Regions from separate parts of the Homo sapiens genome. Here region 2 is linked to region 1. Evidence: chromatin loops called from intact Hi-C (ENCODE). Cell type or tissue: Caco-2. All regions are shown on one strand. Each heading gives the region's core, and the rest is flanking DNA. Links, peaks and the distances in the headings are about the cores only. Region 1 overlaps ACSS3 (acyl-CoA synthetase short chain family member 3). Region 2 overlaps ACSS3 (acyl-CoA synthetase short chain family member 3).

What was found. Hi-C counts contacts between places; a loop is a spot of excess contacts. Peaks named below come from ENCODE experiments on the same cell type or tissue, not always from the same donor. Only the 100,000 strongest peaks of a DNase experiment are listed, where the experiment ranks them.
Region 2: it touches region 1 in a loop (16-fold over the local background); 6 of 110 quality-filtered maps call a loop at or near these places.

What each region holds. Positions count from the first base shown.
Region 1 is chr12:81,249,198-81,265,453 of GRCh38, forward strand. ACSS3 (acyl-CoA synthetase short chain family member 3) reads left to right here. Exons shown (of 16, transcript NM_024560.4): 14 at 4,110-4,209; 15 at 4,298-4,473; 16 at 5,660-12,013. The coding sequence ends at 5,725. It overlaps PPFIA2 (PPFI scaffold protein A2), which reads right to left. Exons shown (of 33, transcript NM_003625.5): 31 at 14,034-14,193; 32 at 12,752-12,843; 33 at 8,778-10,463. The coding sequence ends at 12,785. Among named protein-coding and RNA genes, the nearest start is that of PPFIA2-AS1, 22 kb to the right of the region's middle. In Caco-2, for the core only: a CTCF peak has its summit at 8,951 (motif pointing left); no DNase peak of the experiment used is centred there.
Region 2 is chr12:81,138,806-81,155,061 of GRCh38, forward strand. ACSS3 (acyl-CoA synthetase short chain family member 3) reads left to right here. Exons shown (of 16, transcript NM_024560.4): 4 at 326-460; 5 at 4,302-4,442; 6 at 13,039-13,119; 7 at 13,196-13,291. Among named protein-coding and RNA genes, the nearest start is that of MIR4699, 11 kb to the right of the region's middle. In Caco-2, for the core only: no CTCF peak of the experiment used is centred there; DNase peaks (open chromatin) are centred at 4,376 and 8,696.

The DNA of each region.
Region 1 (16,256 bases), core at 5,524-13,523:
AGTTCTGCACTTGTAAGCTAAAATTTGCAGAAGCTAATATGATTGTTCTTGCTCAGTTCTCTTTGACTGCTGTGGCTTTTCATGTGAAGAAACCTTCAGGCGTTTTCATACAAAGAAATGTACAGGAAACAAATTGGGCTCTCTAATTTCACTCTTTCACTTGTAGCTTAAGTGTAGGTTTCTTAAATAATCCCACTAATATTTGTGGGAACTTGGAAATCTGGTGTTAACATACTGTCTTTAAAGCCTACTCAGGACACGGTTCACATGCCTTTTGCCTTTTTGAGGGTTGTTCTAACCAAAGTGTCACTATTTGTTTTCCAAGGTAGCTATTTTGTTTGCTATTTTAGGAATGATTCTTCAACATTGAATATATTTCCATAAAGTGACTGTGTATCCAGCTAAGATGCCTTGCCATTTCAATTCTACCAAGCATTAAATGACTATTGGATTTAAGTAGTTGCAACATTGCTGAATAGTTCCTGAGTATTCACATGAATATTGATGAGTATCTGGAATCTCTCTGACAAGTTTCCTAGATTACTTCAGTGTCAGAGGAAATTTTTAAAAATCTGTCTTCTTCGAACCATTGCATAGACAATATTGCACTGCAAACTGGCTCCTCCCATCTTATGAGGGTGTTTGATTTGAACTGATTTTTTAAATTAAGATTCTTAAAAATGTAATTGAAAAACCTGTGTAGGTCAGCTCAGTGAAATCTTAAAATATTTTAAATTCATTAAAATCTATGCAAAATTGGCAATACCTAAGAAACAACAGATGACAGGAATTTACTAGTCCTAATCTCATAACATTTATATACTCAATTGTGGTGAGACTATTGCCTTTTAAGTTCCATGACTTTTTTAGGTACTTAAATGCCAGTTAATCACAGATGCTTCGTAGATTTTATTTGGAGGGAATGCATTAATGTGGTTTTTGATATTTTTCCCCCCATAGGACATTTGGTTGGCTTCTGTCCCTTGAATGTTGCCAAGACATATTTCAACGCTTTCCCTTTTAATGATTCAGTTGTTGAAATCATCACTTGGCATGCAAATAATATTTATGGGGCCAACATAAAAAGCTACCACCCTTCCTTTATGGCATTTTAAAAACTGATAGATGAATAATATTTGATTTCACTCAGATATGACACATAATTCTTGAAAATGATTTTGCGTCTCATAATTTTTAAGAATTTATCTGCAGTAGGCAAAAATGGGAAACTGTAATATTATATTATAGGAAATGTTGTATATTTCTTCCGATTTTAAAATACTCCTTGCTTTTATAGAAAAACAATCAACATTTTCCCATCCGCTTCTAAAAGCACTAAGACTAAGGACAAAAACTTAGTAAAATTTAAAATAACAAAGTGAAAGAGTGGCAGACTAGATGTTTTGACATTAAATTTAGTTAAAACTCTAGTCATATTGGTTAGGTGACAAAATATGTGGGTGATTTATTTTTTAACAGTGATTTGAACAGATACCTTGGCATTTTAGGAACTCAGGTACAGAGAGTCATGGCACCAATAAACACTAATAATTTTTGACGATTAAAACTCTGGTTAGCCAAGAAAAAGAGATGTTCTTCACTCATTAAGGGAATACCAAGTCAGAATTCATAGCATCTAACTTTCCAAGTCTATATCCTATCTGGTACAGCAAAGTATTATTTTTCATGACTAATGACTGACTACAGTAAGTACTAAAACATATATCTGGCAGTAAAAGTTGTCTCTCTGATCTCACCACATCTTTTTATTCTTACTATCACGACCTTAACCTACTGTAGTATCCTTTCAGGTGGTTTTCCTATATAAGCTGTGTCACCCACTCTCAACAATTCTTTATTTATTTTCCACGATGAAACTAAAATAAGTCTGTGCTTTTCAGAATCCACTCTGAAGTGAAAGAAGCTAATCTGAAAAGGCTACATACTGAGTGATTCCAATTATAACATTCTGGAAAAGGACCTTGAAGACAATATAAAGATCCATGGTTGCCAAGGGTTAGGGGAAAGGGAAGGGATGAATGAGCAGAGCACAGGGAGTATTTGGGTCAGTAAAACTATTCTGCGTGATACTATAATGGTGGATACCTGTCTTATACATTTGACAAAACTCAGGCATGTACAGAGTAGACCATAATGTAGTAATGTAAACTATGAACTAGGATGATAATTGTATGCCAATTTTGGTTCATCAGTTACAACAAATGTATTGCTCTGGTACAAACTTTTGATAATGGGGGAGGCTATGTATATGTAGTGGTAAGATGTATATGAGAATCCTACTTTCTTAGTTGATATTGCTATGAATCTAAAACTACTTTAAAAAATAAACATAGCTGGGCGTGGTAGCTTATGCCTGTAATCCCAGCACTTTGGGAGGCCGAAGCAGGTAGATTGCTTGAGCCCAGGAGTTTGAGACCAGCCTAGGGAACATGGCGAAACCCCATCTCTACAAAAAAAAAAAAAAAATACAAAAATTTAGCCAGCCATGGTGGTGTGCACCTGTAGAACCAGCTGTTGAAGAGGCTGAGGTTGGAGGATCACCTGAGCCTGGGAGATTGAGGTTGCAGTGATCTATGAACATGCCAGCGCACTCCAGCTTAGGTGGCAGAGTGAGATCTTGTCTCAAACAAATAAACATACAAACAAACATAAAAACCCGATATTAAATCTGCTCTGATCTTGCATCTCCTTCTCAACTACTGAAAATGATTTATCACCTTCCCAGGAATGCTAAAATGAGTTGGAAGTTCCTAGCACAATACCTATCCACCTCTGTAACTCCATCTCCTCCATTCTCACTCTTTTTGTTCTCTGCTTTCCAGCCACATTGGTCTCTTTGAGGTATGAATGGTGCCTATGAAGTCCTTCCCCAGGGTTTTTGCCCCAACCCCTTCTCCTTGCCTAATAAATATCTACTCATCCTTCAGATCTACTCATTGTTATTTCCTAAAGAAAAAGTTTTTGAGGCCCATATCTTTCTGCAAAATTGGTTGCTTTTGCTGTATCTTTCATATAAAAAAAATTCCCCAGAGCCCTTATCACTTTTGTATTTAGACATTTAGAATAGATATTCATAATTATTTATTAATATCTGTCTCCACTACTAGACTGAAAGCATCTTGAAGCAATACGCTATTTTTGATCACCCCTGAACCCAGCGAATGTTTGCAACACAGGAGTCATTTAGCAAATATTCATTGAATGAATGAATAGAAGAAAGAACAAGGACTGCCAGATGTGCTGTTGGTTAAAAGTTTGCTCACTGTTTTCTCTAGCTATTAGAGCTAGAGAGTCACTGAAATAATGATTATTGGGGTCACCAAAATAAATGTTAATCTTTCAGAAAAAAAATTTTGAATATGCATTTTTAAAAGTCCCGTCACCATATATATATATATATTAACCCTAAGCGTCTGTATTTTATGTGGTTACTCAACTCTGTGGGTTTTTTTGATTTCAGATAGATACCAGCTTTGTGAACTTAAAGCAAGCAGTATGAATATAGTTCTTCAACAGTGGGGATTATCTGATGTCAGGGCTTCTCTCCATATCCAGCCTCTTGCAAGTCCTGGAAAATCATCTCTGGGTGGGTGGCCACTAGAGGAATTTCATTGTTCACTAACAGACTCAGAAATAAAGTTATTATTTAGCCATAGGGCAGCCTCGGATTCCTCTGGAAGGTATGCCTATGGCAGCCAGCATTAAGACCAAATCGCCATGAGGCTGCCTGTTTACAGAGGTTTGTTTACATACAGTATCCACTACACATTTTCTCTGACTTCATTAATAAACTGAGACAAAGAAACCATTTCCTTACTTTCCAGGTTAGCTGAGCAATTTATCTTAATTACTGTCAACCTTTAGTGACTACCATGGGGATTCTAAGCATTCACTTCACTAGTAATGATGTAAATTACTTATGAATTTTCAATAGGCAGCCATGGATTTTTGGCTTGTCTTACATGCACTTTTTTCCCCAACTGAAATTATATGTGTTTGTATATCTATATCTGTATCTATATCTATATGTTGAATATACATATATGGTAAATAAATGTATTCTAAATGAATGCCTTTCCTTATTACAGTCAATCCTTTCCCATGGTACCGTGGCAGACTGTGCTGTTGTTGGCAAGGAAGATCCCTTAAAAGGTCATGTCCCCTTAGCACTCTGTGTATTGAGAAAAGGTGAGAGATCTTTTTCTCCCTGATTGCTTGGGACCTGAATAATTAACTAAGGTTAATTCAGTGCTTACCATCTGAACTTTCTCTCTAGATATAAATGCAACAGAGGAGCAAGTTTTGGAAGAAATTGTGAAACACGTTAGACAGAACATTGGCCCTGTGGCTGCTTTTCGAAATGCAGTGTTTGTCAAACAGCTACCCAAAACCAGATCTGGCAAGATCCCCCGATCAGCTTTATCTGCCATTGTCAATGGCAAGCCATACAAGGTAAATTATCAAAGATATTTATTCCTGGGTTCTAAGATATTTTTCTTCATTTCTTTGGCATCAGCAAAGCTCTTAAAAATGGTTCTCAAATGTGAATTGCATCTCTAGAAAACACATAATAGTACTATTTTTTAATGTTAAGGGAGAGATTATATAGCCATTCCTTCTGTAGGAATGAAGGTTTTGGAAAGAAACTCAGATTAGTTAAGAACATATGCTTTGATGATAAGAACCAATGTGTGAAAATATTTTTATTTATTTATTTTAATTTAGAGATAGAGTCTTGCTTTATTACCCAGGCTGTAGTGCAGTGGTACAATCATGGCTCACTACAGCCACAAAGTTCTGATCTAAAGAGATCCTCTCACATCAGTCTCATAAGTAGTTGGGACTACAGGTGCATGCAACTGTGCCTGGCTAATTTTTTTCTTTTGTATTTATAGAGGTAGTGTTCTCACCATGTTGCCCAGGGTGGTCTTGAATTCCTGGGCTCAAGCGATTTGATTGCCTCAACCTCCCAAAGTGCTGGGATTACACGCCTGAGCCACTGCTGCCTGCCAAAATATTTTTTCTCTTAGTAATTGTCAGTTAAATTCAAACAAATTTGTGGAAACTTAATCCTATTGAATTAAAAGGTACATTTTCCTTATTATAGTAATTAATGGCAATTAGTGAATGAGAAAGCAAAATAATTGAGGCTAGCGGCAGTAGATGTTTAAAATGCTCTAACTGATAAATGCTAATTTTGTAATTATTTTAGGAAATCTTAGGCTGATTCAATCATATGTTTTAATTTGTGTGTACATTATGTGTGCAAAGATATACCTATTTTTATCATTAAGATAATAAAAGGCAATGCAACAGTAAGGAGTAGTTATGTGAACAAGTGACAAAAAAGAAACATTCTTTCTACAGAAATATATAGAAGACTCTTAAGAGGAACTCCAACTCTAGAGAAAATACCATCTAGGTCCAATAGTTTTGCTAACTGAACTGTTTATTTTTTTACTCTGGAAAGCTACAGATGAGTATTAATATATTAGGTTCAAAGTTCCCTATTTTTAAACTTTCCATATGAATATTACAAGACAATGGGGAAAACAACATTGCATATAATTGTTTAATTATAGAAAGAGTAGAAGAAATTCAAGGAAGAGTATTCACCTGACCCTAATTTTTTTTCCAGATAACTTCTACAATTGAAGACCCCAGCATTTTTGGCCACGTAGAAGAAATGCTGAAGCAAGCATAATGAGTTTGTCTTATTCCTATTTTGAGTTGATTTAATTTCTTAATTGAAATTAAATTATTTGAGTTGTTTCTCAGAAATAAATATTTCAGTAGAAATTACTTGCAAAATGAAATGTGAATTGTAAAACTTGGCCTAAACAAATCTAATGAAAACATGTGAAAGACCTGTGCCTTTTTTTTGGTTTGACCCTGTTAGCATTGTTATTAGTTATCTATAACATGGCTTATTGAATGTCATCTACTGCTTTAGGAAAAACGTATCTAGTGTATTATTTTTAAAATTGTACCTCCCAAGAAGAACACTTTAATTGAAAGCAACACTAATATAGAGCCACTTCCTGAAACCAAGAATCTGTAGTTTTGATCCAAAATCTAAAACTTAAAGTCAGAAAATAATTAAAATTTTTCTTGTAGAAATTTTAGATATTTTCTAGTATTCTTTAGATGCTCACATTGTTTTAAATAAAATAGATGAAATGGGAAGTTTAGGTAATCATCTAGACAGATGAAATTATTATCTAGGTAGGAGGGCTTTTCTATACATTTTCTGAGGGAAAGCAGAACACCGGGGTTATAGCTATACCTTCAGGTCTTTTGTTACTTAGGCAAGGAAAACCACATGTCTGACCTGGTTCAGCATGTAATCCGAGCACTTTGGGAGGCTGAGGCAGGCGGATCACTTGAGGTCAGCAGTTTGAGACGAGCCTGGCCAACATGGTGAAACCCTGTAGCTACTGAAAATACAAAAATAAGCCAGGCGTGGTGGCGGGAGGCTGAGGCAAGGAGAATCACTTGAATACAAGAGGCAGAGGTTGCAGTGAGCCAAGTTCCCCCACTGTACTCCAGCCTGGGTGACAGAGTAAGACTCCATCTCAAAACAACAAAAACAACAAAAAAACCACATGCCTGGCGGAGAACAAAGAGATCATTTAGTCCAATCTCTTCATGGAGATGAGGGCTCCTGGGAGCCCCTCTTCATGTCTCAGGTTCTTAGTTGACTATGTTTATCCAAATGATTCCAGATTCCTGTGGAAACAAGGAATCGATGTACAAATGGGGTAGGGTGGCAAGGAAAACTCTTAAGAGAGAAACATCAAGGTTTTCACATTAGGTTAAAGACAAGAAGGTTTCTAGGCAGGTAGTGTAATGTCTAGGTGATTTTGAAGTGAACTTAAGCCACTAGGTTTGAGGGACAAAGGACAGTAGAAAATGGTGAAGACTGCAGATCACCTGCTATACCTCAAGGAGCAGCGGACCCAGCAGAATATGGCCCAAAAAGGAGGCAGGTCTCCTGTTGCAAGAGCCTCTGTTTTTTTAAAGAGAAAACAAAGAATCCTGGTTTTTATGTGAAATCTCTAATTTTAAAATAATAACTCATTAAAAATATTGTAATGTCCAAAAGTATCTTTCCATTTAACTTCTAAAAATCTCTTAAATGTTTTTTTTAAATAATTGTAAAGTGAGTTTTTGTTAAGCTTATAGGAATGGGCCAGTTAACTAAGGTAGACAGATGTAGGAAATTAAATATTTGATTTACTTAGGGATCTATATGACATCAGTTATCAAAGAATACATTTTAACCCAAAAGTATACCATGCTCATTGTATCTTTGATCGTTCTTCAAGTATTTCTCAATCTTTTAATCTATCAGGAACATTACTATCAAGAGCAGATTGTTGTAACATAATACTCAGGATACATGAAATGTATGTGAGAGATAAATAGATAATAGAAAGTTTATTGTTATAAAAATGACCTACAACTTATATAAAAAAATTCTGAAAATGTTGACTTTTTTTGGACTGAAGACTGCAAAATAAATGGCTTCTCAAAGTAAATTCCTATTTACTTAAATTGCCTTCTTGATTGTTACACCTGGAAAAATATATTCATCTACTTTTTCCTTTTAATTATGTTAGTAGACTGAATTAAACCAGCTACATAGACACTCTCTCATTTGAAGCTGTTGGGATCCTTGAGTTGCCTCTTTCATTGGTACGTTTTATCCATTGTCACAACTGTGGTCTTCATTAATAACTCATTTTAATGTCTTAGGAGTAGAATGTGTTTCCTTATTTTTTTTCAAATAAGAGTCAGTTAATTTGAAATGGCAAATTATTTACCTGAATGTGTATCATTGTTCATTTGCAAGGTTTAAGCTCAGGCAGATCCAATAATTAGGTAAAGGTTGCATCTTTGGTCCTCTTGCACATTTTTTCTGGTAATCAAATCTGAAGCGACATCTCAGCAAGCAGACTTGGGTTATTTTCCACTAGGATGGGAATGGAAAACAGTGCTGGAGACTGGGGAAGTGGCTATTTCCTGTGTCTCACTGGGGAATTGCAAGATCAAAGAATGTTGTTACTTTTATGTGATGAAAAAATAGGGCAAGAAAGATATACCTGAATCATCAGACTGCTTAAAATTTGGGAGGAAAAAATTCTATTTTACTACTAACCATAAATCACTTTTGCTAGATAGTACTTTAAAGATTCTGAATTAAATGTATCTTTAAAAACAACAATATAATATTACTAAAAAATGCAGACATACTTAAACTTGCTAGAATAAATTCTGTGAGGTCTTCGTTTGGTATTTTCATAGGATTTCTTACTGTTAAGTTATTGGAAAATGAAAATATAAAGTGCTTTCAGAAGTTATAGTATTTTCCAATTCATTGAATTACTTTGCTTGTGAAAATATATTAAACATATTTAAATGAGACCTATCCTACATTTAAAAACCAGTTTTGTTTATATAAAATTGTATTTGAAAGGTCCTGAACATTAAAAATGTGAAAATTTATAATGTTGATGATCAAAAGTAACGTGTTGAGACTCTGAGCTTAATCCATTAAATGGATTTTAGAATCTAGTAGAAGTTATCTTTCTTATAAATTAAAACATATTTTATGCTTCTTTTTTGAGGGAAATACCTGGATCTTTTGCATCACTATATGTTAGTGTCTATTATAGATGATTAATCTTTCTAACTTGATCTTTAAAAGAAAGAAATTGATTTTAGTGATTGAGTGTTATATAATAGTAGATACAAATCTAGTTATGGCATTATAATGTCGTAGTTCCTATATTCTATTTCATTTCTATGAATCAAGATGCCCATGTTTAGATGAGCTTAGAAAGCTACTTCTCATTGTTCCTACTCAGGCCACATTTTTAGAAAAAAATTTTAAGATCACTCCCATAAGCAAGTTTAGATCTCCCTCTTGTGGCAGACTCAATTTTGAAGCTAAATATTTGGGTCACCCAAAGAACACATTTCCTGATAGTTTAAGTAAATTGTCGAGCCTTATGTGACTAGAAAACAAAGCTTAAACAGAGAACTGGAATTATTATTTTTTTTATTGACAATGGAAAGGGTTTCTGTTATCATTACCTTTTGACTGAATCTGTTAAATAAAAATAGACATCAAAACAAATGTAATGTACGTGCAAACATAGCAAATTAAAATACAGAAAAGAAATTACTAATGACAGGTCTTGCGCTTAATAAGATCAAGCAGCAGAAAATCAGCAGTTAGATAAATGGTATTATTAAATAGGCTTTACTTTGAATCTCCCATATAAACAAAGAATAAACAACAGTAACACCACCAAATAAAGCCACAGGGAAGAGATTACTCTTCTATACTTTTATACACTATATATGTTAATCATTCTGTCTTTCATTTATTTCCTCTGATAAAACTGACTTCAGGGAAGTCGCAACAAGGCCATCTCGGCTAAAAGCTTATAACATTAGACATGAGTCTGGCTAATGCCCTGTTACATTGACAAAAGGGAAAGGTATCTTGGGTTTCGTTTTCTCTAGTGGAAATGAGCCTCAGACTCTGCGGTGGTTGACATTCACTGTCCAGTACTGGCTGGCATTTCAAGATATTTGAATGAACATGTGGTTCTTAGTAAAGAAGTTTTTTTATCTTTTTTTTTTTCTTGGTCCACAGGTAACAAGAGAAGATTATGGTTTTTTAATATAAATTTTTAAATAATTGCTTTTGACCCTTGTAAACAGCTTGGCTTTGTTTTGTATTGAAAAGGAGATCAAGCCATCACAGTGCTATTTCTAAAGATATAGGACATCCCTGATTGCCTTTAAAGCTCTATTTTTGGCTCCGGTTCCAGGTTAAATCATTCTTTTTTACATGATCAGAGGCAGGTTGTTCAGCTTTAAGTATTGACAGACTTGAAGGAGAAACACGTTGAAGCATGAAACATGCTTCAAGGAAACATATTGATTTGACTATTAACAATCCAAAAACTGTAAAAATGGTGGAATGGTAAAATACAAACAGTACTTGGAATTGTCAAATGTTTGCACTCGAGACTCCATGAACCATATATTTTATTTTTTAAAAAATCATATTTATATCCATTTACATAAGACTTACACATTTAAAAAGAAATGCACGGTAATACATAAATGCCTAGTATATTACAATAAAACATGAAAAACAACTGGCTTCATTTCATAAAAGCATCTGTTGTACAGAGTTTATGATGTAGATGATGTTTATTATTCAAATGACTTAAGCATTTTATTACAATTTGTAGTAAACTAATCAAATGTAATATCTGACTCCCCCCAAAAATCACATTTTTCAGCTTTTAATAAGTCATGACGTCATTATTTCCTTAGAATTCAGTTTTCACAAAGGTTTTCACTGCTCGTCTTCTTAGATGGTAGTGCACTTTAGGTAGAGTAGACTGAAAAGACGCCATCTAAAATATACAATGGATAGCATTAGTTCACTGAAAAGTCCCAGACTGGGAAATCTCATTCTACTCCTCTGTGGTGTACCTCCACGCAGCCTGCTTACTCCTGTCCTAGAAGATCATGAGAAGGAAATCATCTAGGATGTAGCCAACAGCCGTATGTAATTAACATTTGCTTTTCTCCAATTTGGTGCAGGGGAGCTTAACAAATAATAGAATTTGCTCAACTTTGTGGAAAGTATGGCAGTAATGTAAACAAAGGTAGTTATGCAAAATGTTAGCATGCCTTCTGAAAAATTTACAACTTGCTAATTAATAAATTGGGTTGAATTGACCTATTTCATAATGTAGATTTATATTCTAGTTCATATATTTTAGAGTTCTTAAAAAATACCTTTATTTGTTACAAAAACATAACGATAATAAGTCACCTATTGTAAACGTTTGTGTCAGTAGTATGGCATTGCTGATTGTTTTCAGCCATAATGTACTTAGAAAAAGCTCACAATTGCTATTACTGACACAAAAGAAACAGCAAGTAGTATGCTCTGGATTATTTTAATATCAAAAGTGTTGTTGTTTCACCCAAACAAAAAATGGTTGTCCTAGATTGAATTATTGTAAATGAATACTGTTATCCCAATTAATGGTAAAAACTAGGAAATATGAACTAGAATGTCATGCACAAAAAACAGATTGCAAATAGAGTAACTCTACCCATCACTTAAGAGCTAAGAAGCAAGCACTATTGAACATATTAAATAGTCATTTGTAAATTAGTGAAGTGTTCATTTCCTGAAGAAATTATAATGCTATGTGTAGAATCTAATATAAACAGTATTTTGGGAGACCTCTTATTTAGCCAAATTATTATATACTTTAAATCATGTCTAATTAGGTGCCAAATTATATACCATAATTAAAATTTTAATGTAAGGGTTGTACATTCTGAAATTAAATCTCTTATCGGGATGCTTTTCATTTTATCAGCTTCAAATAGTGATCCAAATAAGGCAGCATATCTGCTCCCATCCTAAGCCCAAAAGACCAACAATAAATTGTGTGGCACTTTTAGTTCAAGGCAATGAAAACAGCACAAGGTGAGTTGTTCCTCTGTCTATAACTGTTTTCTCTTAACCCTGTGCACACATTTTGTTCTAAATATCGCTCTTAAAAAGTATTTTTCTAAAATATTGATTCATCGAAAGTGGTTAAATATTTTGGTAAAGCATAGTTTTAGGTTGAAAAAAAATTATGAACATTTGACATTTATAAATCTAAGAAACCACAGTTTTACTATTAAGACTGTTTTTCAATAAAACCTCATTTTTATATGGATTTTAAAGTAGCTTTCATTAATTGGTATTTCCTTAAAATCAAATGCTTGGTATTTATGGTTACATAGGAAGGTTTTGTGCTGGTCCTATTCTCCATTCTTAAAGTAATTTTATTTTGTTCCTATATGTCTTAAATACTTAAAATTTATATTTGTTTTTAGCAAGTGTAAATCAGATTGATAAGAAACAATGTAATAAAGGTTTGAATTTTTCACAGTTTCTACTATTTATTTATTGATTTATTTTAAGACGGAGTCATGCTCTGTCACCCAAGCTTGAGTGCAGTGGCACCATCGCTCACTGCAACTTCTGCCTCCCAGGTTCAAGTGACTCTCTTGCCTCAGCCTCCCAAGTAGATGGGATTATGGGAGTGCAACACCATGCCTGGCTACTTTTTGTGTTTTTAGTAGAGATGAGGTTTCACCATGTTGGCCAGGCTGGTCTCTAACTCCTGACCTGAAGTGATCCACCTGCCTCGGCAAGTTTCTATTTTTTAATATGAAACCATCTCTAAATCATTTTCCTGTCTGTTGCTATTTGACTCGGTGAACTTGCTTAAATCCCTATCCGCTACCTTGGCTTCCTTATATAAAATATACACTTAAAAAGATAGGATTTTTTAAAGTGCTGAATTATTATCAATAAAATGCTAAGTTACTCAACAGGAAATGGTACTAAAAAGTAGAAAACAGTGTAGTGGCAACCCATTGATGTGTAATAATACAGTGATAGGCCTCCAACAGGCAGACCTTAAACCACAGGAGACAGATGGTGATAGGAAATGCTAGACTAAGTGTTACAATATGAAGATTTCTTTTTCCCCTGAAGCAATTCAAAAGGGTTATCTCATTTCTGTACTGCTAGGGCATACCAAAGAGTATAGTGTATATTTATTAGTCTATGTAGGTTCCATTTTTTTGTCTTTTTTTTTTTGTCAGCCAAAGGGAAACTACTCACAGCAGGTCAGTGCTGCCTCCTTTGAGTGGCTGGTCAACATGAGTATGTGCGAACAGTGGAGTTGTCTAACCTCTGCAGTCTTGATGAAGCAACTGCAAATGGAGAAAAGGGCTTTAGAGGGACTTGGATGATTGAGTACAAGATTTCAGATGAGAAAGATTTATTTTCCCTGCATACAGGGATTCCGAACATATTAGTAGACCTTCTTTCTCTCAGATATAAGCCACTCACATTCCTCTTCTCTAGATCAAGTTCCTAATGAAAATTTATCCCAATGTAAATGACCTGAGCTTTTGAGTTGTTATGTATTCTTCCTTAGATAAAATCGGTAACAAGAGCAGCTCCCGAGGGTGCTTCTGATTTTGATATGGAGATTGCTCTTAGAGAACTCATTATAGTGGATTTTTTTTCCTTTCCAAGTATTGAAGAACTTCTACACTAATTGTAATGATGTTAAATTCCTCATGAATTTCGCTGACATGTTCCACCGTATTAACAAGTTGTAAGAAATGTAGATCAAGATCACAGTTTATGTTGGAACTAAATTTGAGTTATAATAACTGTGACCTTGACAAGAAATAATGATGCTAGGTGATTATCTTAACAAATAGCATGGGACTATTTTTCTTTAATGCCTCCCAAACAGAAATAATTTTGTGACTACTATTTCAAAGTTGTCTCTCCTCTGGAATGACTTTTCTTTTGTAAATTAGATAGCTTAAGTCTAATGTCCACAGAAGGAAATAGTAATTGGGAAATTACTGTGTTTTGTGTTTCTTTAATTCTCTTCTCATGTTCATGGCTTGTTTATTTAAGGGCTTCTGCTTTGGCTAGAGGGAAAAATATTTGATGAGTGAATTTCTAAGATGACATATAAAACTCGCAGTATTTAAACATGTAGGGAGACAGTGGAGTTAATTTCCATTTACTATGGATCTTTAGTCCAAGTCCAACCTCTAACTTAAACAAATTGTTAATTTTGGGAATAGAAGACTAAAGAAACACAAATCCTGCCGATGTTTATTGTTCCTCCTAGAGGTGGACATTAACCAAATTGTTCTTTTTGGGATGTTATAAATTATTTTGAAAATGTGAATAAAGTGCCATGAGTTCATGCAATAGCAGTGTAAAAAGGAGTCTGGTTTGTGATGAGAGCAAAGTAAATTTCAAGCAGAGCAAACCAACTCAAGAAAATAATTCCAAAAAGCAAGGTCAGAGAATTATACTAGCTTTGGCTAAACAAGCTTTTTGCTTGATAAGCAGCAATGCAAAACTACTGTACCATCTGTTGTCATTTTTCTTGACTGCCCAGAGGTTGTGGTTAACCTAAATCCAGCTGGTAATGTTTCTGAGGACCCAGGCATCATGCTGATTCCATGTACTTCACGAGGAGGAAACTGCCTTCTCCAGGTTGATCCACGTCTGAAGTTCTTGTCATCACTCTGCCAGTACAGTTATAAGGTGATGTTATGAAAACAAGTAAACTAGTCCATGTGCTTAAAGCTCTGTGCTTAGAAACATGTAACATAGATTATTTACATTTAGTCTGTCAAGTATACGTATGGAATCACGCTTTATCAAGATAGTTAGTTCTATGATTCCAAAACAAGACTATAGGAGATTTGATATATAAATTTTTAAATAAAACTTTTCATACAATTTCAAATTTAAGGTCTGACATCTATACAGTAAATATCCTTGAAAGCCTAAAATAAGCAACCAATGTTTTCCAAAATAAATATTGTATATACATTGTTCCACTTTATGCCGACGGGTTTTATGGAAAGAGATGATATACTTAATTGAATCAGTTGTTGAGTAGACTACATTTAACTCACACACTTGAATGAAATGACTTCTATGTACACAAATACAATGTAGGTATTTATTTTGGGGAAATCTATATTTGAGATGGCATGGCTAATATGAGACACTGTAGCCTATTATAATATCTGTACAAGAAACTCTAAATATGTGATTTGTGAAGTTTTAGGTGACACAGAATTAACTTGCAATTTGTTGAAAAATCTGTGTAGCCTGGACACCATCCTTTCAATAAGTACATGTGGTCTTTGGGTACCACCGAAAGCATAATATTACCCTGGTTACATTTTAATAATGTGTATTTTAATATACACAGAGGCAGAGAGTCACATCCCATTTAATTGGCCCAGTAGACTTTTTCTCTAGTTCATTACTATCAGGAAGCAACATCATACCCCACATAGGCTAGTGTCTCTACTTGGACAGATCCTAGGGTGAATCCACATTTTAGAATGTAGCATAGCAATTACATTTTAATTCTGGTTGCTGATTTTGTTATGCCTTAATAAAATAATCTCTTCCTTCTCTTTGTGTACATAAAGTACTTTTACAGACATAATTATTTTCCTCCAAATTGGCAAGTAGCAATATATAATTCAGCAGTCAATGAATATTCTGTGTCTAATTCCAAGGAAAATATGAATCATTCCACATAGGTCTTGTCTTCTCATCTCACTGTTTCTTATCTAGGGAAGGACTATCTATGCCATAGATAGGTATAGCCAAGTATATGTTGTGTATCCTAATATCTCATTTGATTTCATTCTGGCATTTGGAATAATAAGTCTATATTCACTCAACATAGTAATTTGTGCTATGTTATAGTGAATAATTCTATAAGGTAGGCTTTGTAGACTGCTATATTAATTAAGGGACATTTAAAGTCAATCAGGGAAAAATAAAATCATTTTTATATAATAACATATATCCACTGTTTCAATCCTTATCATCATTAAAATCTACATTTTGTTTCAGTGTGGTAGCCATTTTGCACATTAAGAGATGTCCGCTACTCTTCCCAACTGCTGTGTTTTTCATTGCCCTAGATCTCCAAATGTGTGTAAATGTAGAAAAGAAACAGAATTTCACAGTTGCAGCCTCTACGACTTCTTGATTCTTGGAGAAGTTTTTGCATTAAGCATAAATAGTCTTCAGTTTTATAAAACACTATGTTACACTGTAGAGCTACACAACTCCTTACAGTGTCGTAGCTAGGGGCTTAAAAATAAGCCAGTTTTGGCTGGGCGTGGTGGCTCACGCCTGTAATCCCAGCATTTTGGGAGGCTGAGGTGGGCGGATCACCTGAGGTCAGGAGTTCCAGACCAGCCTGACCAACATGGAGAAACCCTGTCTCTACTAAAAAATACAAAATTAGATGGGTGTGGTGGCACATGCCTGTAATCCCAGCTACTTGGGAGGCTCAGGTGGGAGAATCGCTGGAACCCAGGAGACGGAGGTTGTGGTGAGCCGAGATCACACCATTGCACTCCAGCCTGGGCAACAAGAGCGAAACTCTGTCAAAAAAAAAAAAAAAAAAAAAAAAAATTGCCAGTTTTTAGAGTTAAGCGTTTGAATTATGATTCCTGACTTCTGTTCTTTCAACATATTGTTACTGCAGAAAGTTGATAGAACTATAAACAACAACATCATGGGGAAAACTTTTCATGAGATAGGGTTAATT
Region 2 (16,256 bases), core at 3,950-11,949, 110 kb before region 1:
GGGGCCTCAAGATTTGCATTGTACTAGTTTATGGCAAATCCACCTGGCTTAATGGATTATTTGAAAGGGATTTATACATTTCATACATATGAGTCAAAAACATCATTGAGCATGCAGTTTTGAACAGGTAAGTGAGATTTGTGTAGAAGTGATCAAGTCTCTAACAATTACAAAGGGTTTACTGGTTTTCAGACCATTCAATAGAAAACAGAAACATTCAGACATTTCTTTACAAATGTTGAATTGCCAGTCTGCAACTAAAATATTGTGATTACCTAATTAACATTGTTAAAGCTTTCTCTCCATTATTATTTTTTAATTGTAGCCCAAGGTGGTTGTTACAGCATCATTTGGCATTGAACCTGGAAGGAGGGTAGAGTACGTACCACTTGTAGAAGAAGCGCTAAAAATAGGACAACACAAACCAGACAAAATTCTCATTTATAATCGTCCAAATATGGTAATCTGAATATTGAATTTGGTTCTTGCTTATGGTAATATGCTAAGAATGAGTTTAGTTTTTACCATTTAAAAGAGACATTTGATTTATAAGCTATTAAGTATACTGCTGAATGTTATTGTTATTTCTAAAAAATATATGAATAAGACTTACTGACTTCATGAAAATCTAGCTTAAAACCAAAAGAGTGAAACACAGAAAGATGTGTGAGATTAATGAATTGGATTCTATGTATATTGCTATTGTTGTGTTTTTTATTAGCTCAGATTATATTAGCAATAATAATAACAAACACGAAGTGACTGCTTACCATATGATTTTTAAGACATTCTACTAATGAATATATATATATAAAATAATAATAATAATAATTATTGTTATTTTTTTTTGAGACAGAGTCTCACTCTGTCGCCCAGGCTGGAGTGCAGTGGCCGATGTCCGCTCATTGCAAGCTCCGCCCCCTGGGTTCATGCCATTCTCCTGCCTCAGCCTCTGGAGTAGCTGGGACTACAGGTGCCTGCCACCACACCCGGCTAATTTTTTGTATTTTTAGTAGAGACGGGGTTTCACCGTGTTAGCCAGGATGGTCTCGATCTCCTGACCTCGTGATCCGCCTGCCTGGGCCCCCCAAAGTGCTGGGATTACAGGTGTGAGCCACCGCGCCCGGCCATATTTTTTAATCTTCCTGGTAACTCTATTAACTAGATGATAATATTATTACTATTTTAATAAAAGAAGACTCCAGTGAACATGGAGATAAAGTAACTTTCTCAGTTTGAAAGTGCCAGTGTCAAGATGCGAATGCATGCGCTCTGACTGCATGCTTAATCCCTCAGCTATACTGACTCTTGGAGTGGTGTGATTAATTTGCATGCAATTGTCTTCTTAAAATTTTGAAGAGTATTTAGGCCAGAAATAAAACTATGCTTAGGAAAACAAAACATGAATATTCTAAGTAGATAAATTATTCTGTGATCTATGAAGGAAGGGAGAACAGTATAAGATATCAATGAATACAATTTACCGTACTTTTCCTGTAACTTTGAACTCATGATCACCTTACTTCTTCACCCAAGCAAATCTCTAGCTATTTATGATAAGACCAACTTGGGTTTCTAGCAGATTAAATTTTTTTTTTTGCAGAAGTGAAATTGCAAGACTGCAAAGAATCATGTGCAATTAATTTATAGAACTCTTGACAAGTTTTCTTTGAAAATACTTAAATGACAAGATATGAGAACAGAGTGTTAAAAATATGTCATTTTGATTACCACCTAGCAATTCCCATTACCACATTAAATTCCTGTGTAAAGTTTTAGTAGTCTGTGGTTCATGAACTGCTGCACTTAATGATTTTAATGTTCTTATGATCTTGAAGAAGAATTTTAAGTTTCTTTCAGAAGACCTCAAGCACTTTTTTTAAAAAAGCTTCTTTGCTGTTTAAATCAGGCAATGCAAAATCAGTAATATAGAAGGCTTTGGGTAAGAACAGTTTAGAGGAATGGCAGGAACACACACACAATGTATGCATATGTGAGTATATGTGTGCTGTTTACATTACATATACTTACAGTATATAAGTGCTGAACATGTAATTTGTTCAGAACTTATGATGTTCTAAGTTCTAGGCCCAATGCTAAGTACTTCCAAATATTTTTTCTTATTTAATTCTAACAAACAAATGAAATACATGCTGTTTCTAGCCTTATTTTGGAGATAAAGAAACTGAGTAATGGAGAGGTCATAGCCCAAAGTCACGGCTACTAAGTGGCAGAACCAGGATTTAAACTCCAGTTTAATGATTTGTAACCAACAAGATATATGCTATTTCTTTCACTATAAACACATTGGATATGTGCAAGTCTCTTCTCTTTTCTTCTTAATAGAGATTAACTGCCTGCTCCCCTCCAATAACTAGCTTACTTTCTCAGCTTCTCTCTTTTTCTGCAGGCCCTTTCCTCTATTGTGATATAGATGAGGGCTGTAGAAATCTCTTGTTCTTTCTATTAGACCTGCTGTTTTGGCAGTAACTAAGCCCAGTGGAATGGCTTTGCTTTGAATTTAGAGAGACACAAATTATGAGGCTCAGTGGTGTGTCTTATTAACCAGGATTGCATTTTTGTAAGAGGAGGTAAAAACTTGGCTGCCACACCTAAGCCTCAGGCAAACAATGATGGAATCAAAGGATATTGCATCAATCACCCCTATGCTCTCCCAATACCGCCTTTTAAGAATTATAAGAATTAGGAAAGACATATCTATAGAAGTAAATGCATATATGTGAAAGTGTTTTTTTTCCTCTGTTTCTCAGATCTCCTTTGCACATACCTCTGTTTCTTAGCCTGAAGAATAACCATTTATTGAAGTCCTAATTTCATTAGAGTCCTATCAAAATTATCAACCTGTAATTATTTTTGTGATCCTCAATTTGATGTTTGTATTTTGCAGTGTGATGATTTTTATAGATCTCTGTGTTGTCAAAAGTTTGATAATTTGCAATTAGTTGCTTTTATCCATTGTATAAATAGAAATGGAAACGTATGATTTGGTCATAGTCAACTATTTTATTTATCTAAATGGCAGAGCCAGTACCTATCAGAGTGGGGCTGGAGAAAGCAGTTTGGCCTGAAACTTCAACTTGATACAGGGTCTTCGATTCAGCTATAAATGTGTTAGCTATAAATGTGTTTATTCATACAGGTATCATATTCATACAGGCATCATATTTGTGATATTATATTGAAGTATTAATTGGTAAATGTACCTATTTAAATATATGAACAGTTTTTACAACCCTGATTAATGTATTAAGCAGCTTAGAAAATGGAAGTGGCTTGTCTTTTCTAAATTTTTCAATCTTTGGGCTTATCTCAGGAATCACTTTAATGAAATGGTTACATACATCTCTAGATAGTAGATCTCATTAACTTTCATTGAGTGTTATATAACTTTGCTTGTGCTTGTGCTAACATGTTCGCCAATTATAAACTTCCTGATGTGTGATCTTGAGCTCAGCTAACATCTAAGAAAAAAACTAGGCTTTTAATGGGCATTAACTCTACTTAAATAGCTGTAATTCCCCATCAGAGTAACTTTTCCATCAGCCACTTCCCTGCTTTTCACCCATCTGGCCATTTCATTGTCACTGTTTTTAAAAAAGACTATTTAATTTCTTTAAAGGAGTATCTGTTTAACTCATGACTCTATTATCACAAAGTTTACTAGAAGGAGGAAAACTTGGATTGTATTTTAGATATATCACAGACTCTGACTAAATTTCAAAACTGGATTTTAGTCTTCAAAAAGGAATAGTAGAATTCTTCCCTACTCCTGAAGAAGAATTAATGTTTTCTTATTTGGAAAGGTAGCTGTGGTATTACTCCTAAAGGCCATTGTATGAAGAGAAATTTTAATAGCTTAGTTGACACATCATTGTAAAGATAATAAATGCAAAATAAAATAAATAGGCTATGAAAAATAAAAATTAGTTTATAAAGTTATTAGTGTACATACATCTATAAAAACATGAAACGTTATTTAAGCCATGAGTGTTGATGGAAACATTACTGCATTATACTGAATTTCTAAAGGATATCTCTAGATTTAAATGAAACATGCTTTTTTGTCAGTTTAGTTGAAGTGAATATAAAACTTTTGGACTTTTTATAAACATTTATGTTAAATCATGAACTTGAACTTTTTAGTCATAAATCTGATGTTCAGTGCCATATAGGCCTAGATTTTCAGTCAGATGCTCAGACTTAAATAGATTTAGCTACTTTTTGTTCTCTTGATTTAATCTCCTTATTACAGTACATATTCTTATATTTTTGCTGTGTAGGAGGCGGTTCCTTTGGCTCCCGGTCGTGACCTTGATTGGGATGAAGAGATGGCAAAAGCCCAGTCACATGACTGTGTTCCTGTTCTTTCAGAACACCCACTGTATATTCTTTACACATCTGGCACAACGGGGTTACCTAAGGTACTCACTCTCTTAGAGATAACTATCTATAGCAGTAGATTTACTTTGCACCAAGAATGTTTGATCACTGACTGGAAATGTTTGCAGACTTTACTTTGAAGTTTAGAGAGTTACTTCATTTGCTTTTATTTTTTTTTCCTGTGCCCAGTCTGGAGTGCAGTGGCGTGATCTCACCTGACACAGTTACTCCATATCTTAAAGAGATTTTGTGTTTAGTGCTAAATATAAAAACATTTATTATTTAACATCAAATATTTTGCTCTCATTTCTTCCAGAATTGTCTCAAATGCTAGAAATATACAATTGCTTTAGTAGATGTTTAATTGAATATCAGTTGGTTTAATAACATTATATAAAAATATATTTTAAATAAAATATTTTTATTCTTTTAGATTGAGGTATAAGTTTCATGCAGTATAGAATTGATTTTTTGATCTAGGGGAATTCAATTATTTATTATGAATGTGATTTTGAGAATTGGCCTAGGCAGTTTGAACAGAGGCAATTTATCCAAAGTATTGAACTATTTGATTTACAGCATGGAAGACACTCAAGGATTTTTAAATCTGTTTACCATGAAATGTGTTTTTACAAAGCAAAGTTGAAAGCATCAATATTCATTGATGCGTCAAATAGCAACAAATACCACTTTTGCCTGGTATCTCCAAATAACACTGTTTCTTCATAGACCCTTATAAAAGATAACAGTATCATTTTCCTTACTCATCTTTATTAGGTGGTTTAATATTCATTGAATTGTAGAATTTTAGTAGGGGACGGGACTTTCATAATCATTCTCTTCCTTGAGGACAGTGGCTTCTTTATTACTGTTAGATTGCTATAGCATCAGTGTTCTGAAAACTTCATTTCTTAATCTTCTTAGAATAGTGGTTCTATTTGATTAGTTAGCTTTTTAAAAGGAAATTTAAGATGTTCCATATAAACCTTGCTTGTGAAAAGGAACACTTTTGGTAGGGTAATATATTCTCTCTGAGGACACAGGTTATGTTTTAGTATATTTTGGTCTACCATTGTGCTGTATGTAGTTGGTGCTCAATAAATTTTTGTTGAATTCATACGTAGATGCATGCACATGAAGATATTTGTTTCATTGTAGAATTGAAGCCTTATGATTTTGTTGCAACTCTAGTGACTTGAAAAATATTTCTGCATATTGAAGATTGGAAGATTTATTTATTGAAGCATGCCATATAATCTGCTCGACATAATTCTCAACCTCCACTTTTTCCAGTTCTGCCTTGCACACTAGCCACCTGGAGTCCAACTGAACATTTGGCTATAAAATAAGAGGGGACTCAGCAAAGTTATGATCTAATATAAAAGTATCAACTGAGAGAAAACTCCTGACCCTGAAAACACAGTATAACTTAATTTTTAAAAAATTTAGTTTCTTAAAAGCCTGAAGAAATCTTATAAAAACATTTGTGCTACCTCAAGACTTTAAGTCACTGAAATTCACTGTGACCTGGAATGGGATCTTATGGGAGGGGCAGAAGAAAAGGTTTTCAGAAATTAAAAGCTGACTTGCCAGTGTAGTAGAAATCAAATAAAAGCAATACACAGAGCATTATATTGAAAAGTGGTTCCAAATAAGGATGGACCCTAGCTATTCCAGGTTTTCTTTTTTTTCTTTTCTTTTTTTTTTTTTTTTTGAGACAGTCTCCCTCTGTTGCCCAGGCTGGAGTGCAGTGGCGCGATCTCGGCTCACTGCAAGCTCCACCTCCCGGGTTCACGCCATTCTCGTGCCTTAGCCCCCCGAGTAGCTGGGACTACAGGCGCCCGCCACCACGCCTGGCTAATTTTTTTTTTTTTTTTTTTTTTGTATTTTTAGTAGAGATGGGGTTTCACTGTGTTAGCCAGGATGGTCCTAATCTCCTGACCTCGTGATCCACCCGCCTCGGCCTCCCAAAGTGCTGGGATTACAGGCATGAGCCACTGCGCCCGGCCCAGGTTTTCTCTGAGAGGTTCTTTTCTGGATTCCTTTCAATGCCTAAATGGAAGATCCTTTGATATTTCTATCATCCTCATTTTCCTCCTAATGTACCATCCTGAGACAATCTATTTCAATAAATTTGAGAGGGCTTGAATTGTGTGGAGATTTCTGCATCACAGTGAATTTGACTCAATATAATGTATTTGTATTGAGTGCTCAACAGATACAACTATGAGTAAAGTACAGTCCTTCTAGTCTAGTGAGATTGAACTAGGTATGAACATAGGTGATGCAAGATAGAAGGTGATCCTTTAGTTGGGAAGATAGGTGACTACACACAATGGAGACAAAGAAATTAGTTTTCAGGCTGTTTAATTAGTTTGGGACTTTACATAGGACAGCATGCTTAACAGGGAGGAATCAGATTTGGTTCAAAGTTAGGAGTCTAAGACTTTGAGAACATATGAGGGTGCTTTTGAATATTCACTGAAATAGAATCAGAAGGATGGTTGGAGGCTAGGGAAACTAAAAGTCTTTGACATACTCATCATGATGTGTCTTCAGGACATTTAACATGAAGATGCCCAGTCAAGAGTTGGTGATGAGAGTCTGAGCCCAAGAGTTACACATATGGGGTTGGAGATAGACCCTTGTAGGTCACTGGGGTACAGGACTGGTGATTAAATTGTGTGCGTGAGTGGGCTTTGCAAAGTTAACACATACAGAATGGCAAAAGAAGGTAGTTATCTCTTTAGGTCCCTCTTCCTTCCAGTGGACTTTAGGGTTGAAATTGCTTTAAATTTTACATTACCAACAGACCTTCATGGCACTTATTTTAACCTATCTTATAGATATTAGTTTTTATGGCACTTATTTTAACCTGTCTTATACATATTAGTTTTTATTTATTTACTTTTATAACAATGAATGTTCTCTGAGGTCTTAGAATATACATTATCCTTTTTGGATCCACTGTAGCACTAACATTAAAATTTGACCCAGGTAGAGCAGAATATTTGTTGAATGATCTCTTACTTCTCTAGTAAGCCAGCTTCTTGGACACCTCCTTATTCATACAATTCTCGTTTCATTTTTCATAGGTATAATCAGGATTAATAGTACCTAAAATCTTAATATGGGATCCACAGAATGTAAGTATAGGAAAAATAAACACACATGCATTAATGGAGCATTTAGATATAAATATGATGTCATCATATGGTTTGTTTCCTCAATCCTTGATCTTCATGAGGAAAAATAATGTTGTGAGCTCATAAAACTCTTCTGCCTAAAAATGCTTGTTTCTCAAATATAAAACACACATAAGGCAGTCTGTTCTTTGGTTAGAATTTGTAGATACATTTAAAGCATATTTGCATATCAGCATTTGCCAACCCTGGAGTTGTCAAGTTGCTGTATGACAGGTTAATCTGTTAGCTGCTGTAAATATTCCAGCAACCACATGTGAGCTTCTTTGCATACATTTCTGTTTTGTTGTGGGCTTCTATTCTGTTTGGTCTGGGTGCCTATATTTGAGATAGTTCAAAGCACTACATGATAAAAGAATCCCTCATCTGGATCAGATGTCCTTTTAGGTATGGGAGATTTAGTGATTATAATATTTATCTTGTTCAGTTTGATATCATAAAGGGATCATGATAATATAAAAAGGAAAAATGTTCAGTGTCAAAAGAGAACAGGGGGAAAGAAATCAAAAGGAAAAGATTGAAAAGAAAGCATGACAAGAAAGTGGTAGATAAGGCCTTTTGTCCTGATGGGCACTTACTTCCTGCCCCAGAAAAAAAAAAGAGTGAAAGTCAAATAAAAAACAGCAGTGAACTTTTTTGTTTGATCTGTGGTACGCTCTTGCAGTTAAAGTGCTGAACTGGTTGCACCCTTGCCCCTTAGCTCACAGTTGTTCAGATCGACAAAAAAATTATACAACTGCCAAAATATCCTCCATGGACATAGCTTCAGAATCATCTGAAAACCTGTATCAAGATATTTCATGTTTGATGAAATATCCCGAATAGAAACTTTTTATGCCTTCTAAGAAGATTCAAGATTCACTAAGTTCTACAAGTGTCAAGGGTTTCTCCTGAACAAAGAGTGTTTGTTGAAATAATTGCATTGTTCACACGGGTTTATACACTAAACTGTTCACTCATTTAGACAGTCAACAAATGTATTAAATGCCTATTCTATCCCAGACACTGTGCTGAAGATACAAAGATGTTGTCCTCACTGTGCTCAAAGTGGTGGAGAAGGCACAGCACTAGGTGGGGATATCAGTCCTCTGATGAGGTTTGCAGGCCCTGAGGGCTGTGAAAGAGGACCTGAAAGACATTTGACACAAATAACAGGATGGGGTGAAACTTCCCAGAAGAGGTGGTATTTTTGCAATGTCTTGAAGTACTCCTGGTGAAGACATTGGAGTTCATCAGGTTTAGAAAAGGGGTGGAGGCTTACTCTAGAAAAAGGGGATGCCATCTGTCAAACCACTGTCAAAACAAGGTTTAGTGCTGACGTGTTAGATCTTTTAAACAATCAGAACCATTCATTTTTTTTCTCTGACGCCTGCCATCATCTGGTGATGGGTTTCTTTTCTTTCCTTCAAATAAAATTTATTTTCCCCCTTTATTGTTTCTTGTCAGGCTGAATTGATACACACACACACACACACACAAACGCACACATGTATATATATATGTATACATACATATACATAAGCATATAAATATGTACACATGCATGGATACATGCATATGTTTACATGTGTGTATGTGAATAGACATTTTACATATGTAAATATATATATATATTTGCCTTGTATGATTCTTTATTACAAAATAAATGATAGAGGGACTTAATGTAGGAAATAGGAAGTTTTGTCATGTACTCTAAGCTTTTCTACTCTCAGTATTTTGGGATTTGCCTGTCAGATATTTAAAGACCATTAAAAAAAAAAACTTATATTTTTACAATGAAGAATCCCAAATTCTTAATCTTACCACACACTTCAGGCTTCCCTCCTCTTCTACAACACCTATTGTTACAATTGCATTTTTCTTTTTCAAGTTGTGGCAGCCAAAACTGCACACAACATTTACACCAACATGTTTTCTGTTTTACTTTAATAGCCCCATTTATGACAATCTGTGAGTTTACTTGTCTTCAAAAGTAGCTCAGTAAGCTGGAAATTATAAAGAACTATCTGTGATAACTTTGTGGTCCTATTTCTGAGTAACTAACATTCACCCTTTACTTTTACTTGCACTGATTGGATTTTTTAAACACCATAAACATTGTATTTGTCCCCCACTCCCAAAAGAGAGCACCTTCATATTGCTTCCATTGCTATGTCTGAGATAGGATTCACTTTCATGTCTTTATTCAGGGCACAGAGTGCTAGTCCCATCTGGATATTTTTCAAGTTCCGCAGACATCTTTAAGAATTATGACTGATCCTACCAAAAGATCGGAACAGCATATTGGCAGGTTACAGGGTTTTTATGAGAATATATGAGATCATCTAGTGACTTTACTTTTAAGGTAGGTAGAGTATAAGTACATAGAGAGGCCAGGCGCAGTGCATCATGCCTGTAATCCCAGCACTTTGGAAGGCCGAGGCGGGCAGATCACGAGGTCTGGAGATCGAGACCATCCTGGCTAGCACGGTGAAACCCTGCCTCTACTAAAAAAAAAAAAAAAAAAAAAAAAATTAGCTGAGCCTGGTGGCATGCCTCTGTAGTCCTGTAGTCCCAGCTACTCGAGAGGCTGAGGCAGGAGAATCGCTTGAACCTGGGAGGCGGAGGTTGTAGTGAGCAAGATCGTGCCACTGCACTCCAGCCTGGGTGACAGAGCAAGACTCCATCTCAAAGGAAAAAAAAGAAAGTGCATATAGAAGGTAATAATAAATAATAGAGATTCGAAAGACTAAAATGAAGAAGGTTTGTGTTTTAGGGGTAAGCACTGGTATTGAGTATTTTTACTTCATATTCAGATATACTGTAAAAGTGCTATTTTTAGTTTACAACTAAATTTGCTTAGTTATAGTATAATGGTTTGTTTTCTGGAGCATAATTTATGTGTTTTCAGAGGCTGAATGGTGTTTCTCTTTTGCATTTTAATTATCATTACCTGGAAAATGTGATTATAAACAGGAAACAAAAATGCTTTATCATCTTATTTTTGTTACAAATTAATATTTATGCTAAAGAAATTCTCTTGAAATGTAACCTTCGTGTTTTTTATACTTTCAAACCTCTTACAAAACGTGAACCTGGAGAATATGAAACCATGCATTTCTTTTTTCTGCACCATATCAAATACTCAGAAATTTGAAACTGTATTATCTGAGCATTTGAGAGGCAAGACCAAATTGCAGATCTAGAGTCTAGATTAATAAATGGTAAAAAGATGCTTGATTAAAATTTTTATACTCATTCTTTAAAAAATAAAAGTAAGTGGGTATCAAAGACTAACGAAAAACAGAAATTACGGCTCTTCTCACTCCTTCAGCTTCATTTTAATTGTTTTAAATGAGAATCTTTGACGGCAACCTCTAATTATTTTGACATTTATGCCTTTTGACTGATAGGAGCACAGGGTAAAATAAAAAGCAATAATTGCTAGAACCAAGGAAATAATATTGTTAATGAAATTTTAAATTTTAGTCTTTACAACTTTTAATGCTTTTTCACGCATGTTCTCATTTTTAAGTCTCTTTTTTTTGGTCAGATGGGTTTAAGTATTCACTAATTTACAGACAAAGTGACATTGGTAAATGTCGTTTGAAGAAGTACTCATCTGAGAGGTAAATAGAAATTTGTCAACTTATCCTTTACATTTATGTTTCAGGTTTTACAATTGAATTACTACTCAGTTATGTCTTCCCTTACCTTTTATTTCTGGTCATCATTTCTAGTCAATGCATCTTACCCTCTGTACCATATGGTCTAAACATTTACCTAGTTTTAATAATGTTTAGAGTTACTGATAAAAATGGGTTCTAAATGCAGGGACATGTAGGATGGAGAGAAAATTTTAAAACATGTTTAATTGAAATTATTACTGATATTAAGTATCACCATCTGTCATAACACATGGACAGCATATTGTCTACAAAAGCTACTTTTTCTAGTCTGTAAAATGAATAGTTTTTATAAAGTGTTTGCAAATTGATTAATATCAGATTCATCAATCTGTTGAGCCATAGGAAAAGATCTTCTCAATAGAACAAACTAGCAAAGTGCATGGACGATAGGATAGGATACAGTGGAAAAATAACTGTTTCGTTTACATGGGAAGGTGCACGTGTAAAGCCTACTGGCAGGGGGCTTAGAATTTCTAATGTTCCCATGGAGATCAACAGGGCCAGCTGCATGCTAACCATGTCATACAATCTAGAAAATAGCTCTCAAATACCAACAACACTGCATCTGATATTTGCTAAGAGACCAGGTGTTGTTACAGGTGAATAAAATAATGTTCCACAGCATGATGCCTATGTTTTATTAGTGGCACCTGAGGAGAGCAGCAATGTTAGTAACTAACGGAAAGTCAATTTCTGTTTCATTTTCCTGATTTGTGTATGTGTGTTAAGGTGCAGAGCTATGCTAAAAAGCATAACTAATAGCACAGTTATTGATTAGATCCATGTTTGCCCTTTCATAAAAAACAATTTTTTTTGCATAAGAGCAGTTATAATTGTTGTACTAAAAGATGCTTCAAAATACATGTGAATGGAATATACCTTCTATCTCTTAGCAGGTGTTCACCTACTCATTCTGAGTATTCACTCAGTTATGTCTTATTGGGCCAATGATGATTAATGTTTTTTAAAACAATAAATGAACTTAATTATTAAATTTTCCATTAGTTCTTATTTATGGTGACATTTATACCCAGTGTTCAAATATTAATCTTTCATTTAGGTTGAATATGGTCCCAGTGTTGGGGAGAGCTATTTGAAACTGATTTGTGAAAACTTTACTACAATGATATAATGATCCCTACTTTTGCCCAAAATGCAATATAAGACAAATTTTTTAACCTTAGATTCAACTCACTGGAATTCAGCCCTAAGAGTTCTAGAGTTCATAACTAAAGAATTGCTCAGCTTTAAAGTGTGCTTGCATGATCCTCAGTGAAGCGTTGTAATGAGATTCCAGTTAGAATATGACTTTGTTTCCTCCAAGCAGCTATTATTATTTAATCATCTTAAGAAATAGAGGTCCTTATGTTAGTCTGCATTTGAGGTGTATAACTACATTTTACCTTTCTTCGCATTAAATTTTGTTCTGGAAATATGTCTGAAAATGTAGTGTTGATAATGTGTGGTGCCATTAGAAAAGTTTGTATTGCATGTAATTTTGTGAAATCATGTTTTCTTTAGAAGACTAATAATGTTATGTGAGAATGGATTCTAAAAATGGCACTAATGAGGACAAATTATTTTGTGTTGACTATTGAAGGACCCAAAGAAATAATGATTCAAAGATAATTTTATAAAAGCCAAAGTAACTTGTAGCTAATATATAAAATACTTTTGACCAGGAACTTTTAAAGTGGATGCTATGAAGATAGAGAGTGTTTTTACACATTGTTTATTGATTTTAATTTCACTTTTTCTCTCCTTAGGGTGTGATTAGGCCCACTGGGGGATACGCTGTCATGCTACACTGGTCAATGTCTTCCATATACGGACTTCAACCCGGAGAGGTAATCGTGGTTTTAAATTTACATTACATGACATTCTCTGAATAAAATATATTCATTTTATTATCTTATTTTTTAGGTGTGGTGGGCAGCTTCTGACTTAGGCTGGGTTGTTGGACATTCCTATATCTGCTATGGACCTCTTCTTCATGGGAACACAACAGTTTTATATGAGGTAATAAAGTAAAGTTAATACCACATATAAATGATATTTATTTTATTAAAACTTTTCATGAAGCAGTCCTGAGTAGGATCAGAAAAATTGGGGTGGGGACAGGGGACATTATTATATCTTCTTCCAGTTAAAAATATAATTTTGAAAGGGAAAAGGATATGTAGGAAATATTAGCCTGTTATTTAAATTTTGTTGAACAGTCAGAATTAAATTCTGAAGAACATACAAAAACAAGCTTTATATCTATCCCTAACATTTCTAGAAATTATTGGCAAACTGATACTGATTTTAGAGTCCTAGAAAATAGTTATCATAAAACAAGCAATGTAGATTCACCTTTTTTATTTTCATAGGATTAATGGATTTCCAAAGTCATGTTGTCTCAATTTTAAATAAATACTTTCCTTGGTTTCTAATAAAGCTCTGTGTATAAGACATAGGAATATAGACTGACCAGATTTATACCTGAATAAATAACTGTTTAAAAATTCGATGAATATATCAGTGTCACCTAGGAATAAGATTTCTTTGCATATAGGAAATTTACTTCATATGCCTATTCCATTTAACTTTATCAATGTCTTGTATAAAGACTTAGAAAACATACCTATCAGATCTGTAGAAGATCAAAGTCTTGGAGGGATAACTAATATGGTAGTTTGCTAAATTATCATTCAAAATGGCCTTGGACTTTTGGGACAAATTTAACAAGATGGAAAAATACATAAATATTTACAGTTCTATATTTAAATTAAAAAATACAGAAATGAAATAGGGAAAACTTGGGTTAGTTGTAGTTTATGTAGCCAAATCTCTGGGTATTATAACATCCATAACTTAAACATAAGCTGTTGGTAGGACTGTTTTTAAAAAATACTTACCATGTGCAATGATGTAATCTTACTTTACTCTTCCACATTTGAAAATTTGTATTCAGTTTAATTGAGATGATAAAAAAAATCACTAAATTACTAGAAAGCATCTGAAAAAAGGGAGTAGCATGGAAATAATGTATACAAGAAAGAGGTGGGCTGGGCATGTTGGCTTATGCCTATAATCCCAGCACTTTGGGAGGCCGAGGCAGGTGGATCACTTGAGGTCAGGAGTTCGAGACCAGCCTGCCAAACATGGTGAAGCCCTGTCTGTACTAAAAATGCAAAAAATAGCCAGACCTGGTGGTGCATGCCTGTAATCCCAGCTACTCAGGAGGCTGAGGCAGGAGAATCACTTGAACCTGGGAGGTAGAGGTTGCAGTGAGCTGAGATCATGCAGCTGCACTCCAGCCTGGGCGACAGAGTGAGACTCCATCTCAAAAAAAAAAAAAAAAGGTGAAGAAATTGGGAATGGCTAGTCTGACAAATAATACACTTAAAGTGCAGATATTATAAGTATATTTTGATGTTTAAAAAGTTGCTACATATAAATTATGTAGTCTTGAATGCGGAGTTACAGAGGGTTATATTTTGGGAATAATCAGAGACAAACTTAAATGCTTGGCAGTAGAACAAATGGACAACTTCTCAAATATAAGGCTCTCTCTCACATAAGTGTTCTGTCAATACCAGACAAGGATTGTGAAGTAAAGGGAATTTTATATGTGGGGTGTGGAGAATAGTATTAAGTGATTTCAAGTTAATTTGCACTCTTAAATTTCTGCAAGTCAATGAATTTGAAAACATGAGAGGCCATTCTCAATCTTTCTGGAATACTCCAGGCCTCATCATCACTTAAAGGCTATTTGTGTTCTTTCATTTTTAGCTGGCTGATTTTCTGTCTCTGAATGCTAAGAAATATTAAGGTAGACTTTGACACAAGTATTAAACCATCATATACTACTCTACACTTTTGTATCATGCTTTTATATCTTGCGGACTTGATATGCATTTGGGAATTCATATACTACTCTGCAGCTTTTGTATAGTGCTTTTATATCTTGCATACTGAATGTGCATTTAGGTATTTGTAATAATTAAAACAAAATAATCTTGAGAAAACATTTTGTACCATTGTCTTTGCAATATAATGTTTTTAATTTAAAAAATTATTTCTCTTGAAGTAAACAAAATAAACCTCTACACTGAATAGTTATTTTGAATTGTGGCATTGCTTACATAAATATGACAAAGCCAAAGATGCTAACATATTTTTGGTTATAAGCATTAAGCTGCTTTAGAATTGAGATACATACATATTTTGCGCTATTTACCATGGGCTTTTATTGTTTCTCAAGTTTATTTGAAACATGATATTAACACTGTGATGGAGGGTTGTTTGTTTCTATGTTGGAATGATTTGCTCAAGAAGAGTGTAGATGCTCTATAAATATTTGTTGTGTGAATAATTGACTGAAGTAAGCTACTATTTAAAACCTTTTCTCTGCCCTCTGGCTTGTTTTCTACAACTTATAAATGTCTTTGACTTTCTCTGGTCACAAAACCAAGTCTTTTAGACCTTTGCCTGCTTCAACTATGCCATCTTTATTTTCTTCTCCACTAAATTCCTTGAAAAAATATCCTGCCCAGATTCCTGAACCTCATATTGTTTCAGTTATTCCTCATCTCACCGTAGTCTGATTTATGTTCACATCATTTCATAGAAGCTGCTGCAGCAGGGGTCACCAGTGACTTCATAAGTGACAAAGTCAAAGGGCCTTGTTTAATCTGATTTTATTTTTTCTCTTACTAGAGTTCAGCCCTGCAGACCATTCCTTTAGGTGATCCTTTCCTCTCTCTTGAGCTCCAGGCTCTTTGGCTAATGTTCATGTTGTTTCTTTTTTCTGGTGTGACTTTCCTCCTGTCTTTCCTTTCTTGGTTAACTCCTACTCTCCTTGTAGACTCTGCTTAGATGTTATAATTTCTTGAAAGTTTTCTCTCACGTTCTTGGGCTGTGTGCAGTGCCCCTTTTTGTGGTCCCGTTGCTTTCGAGCATATGTCTGTCACTGAGCTGGCCACACTATACTGAAATG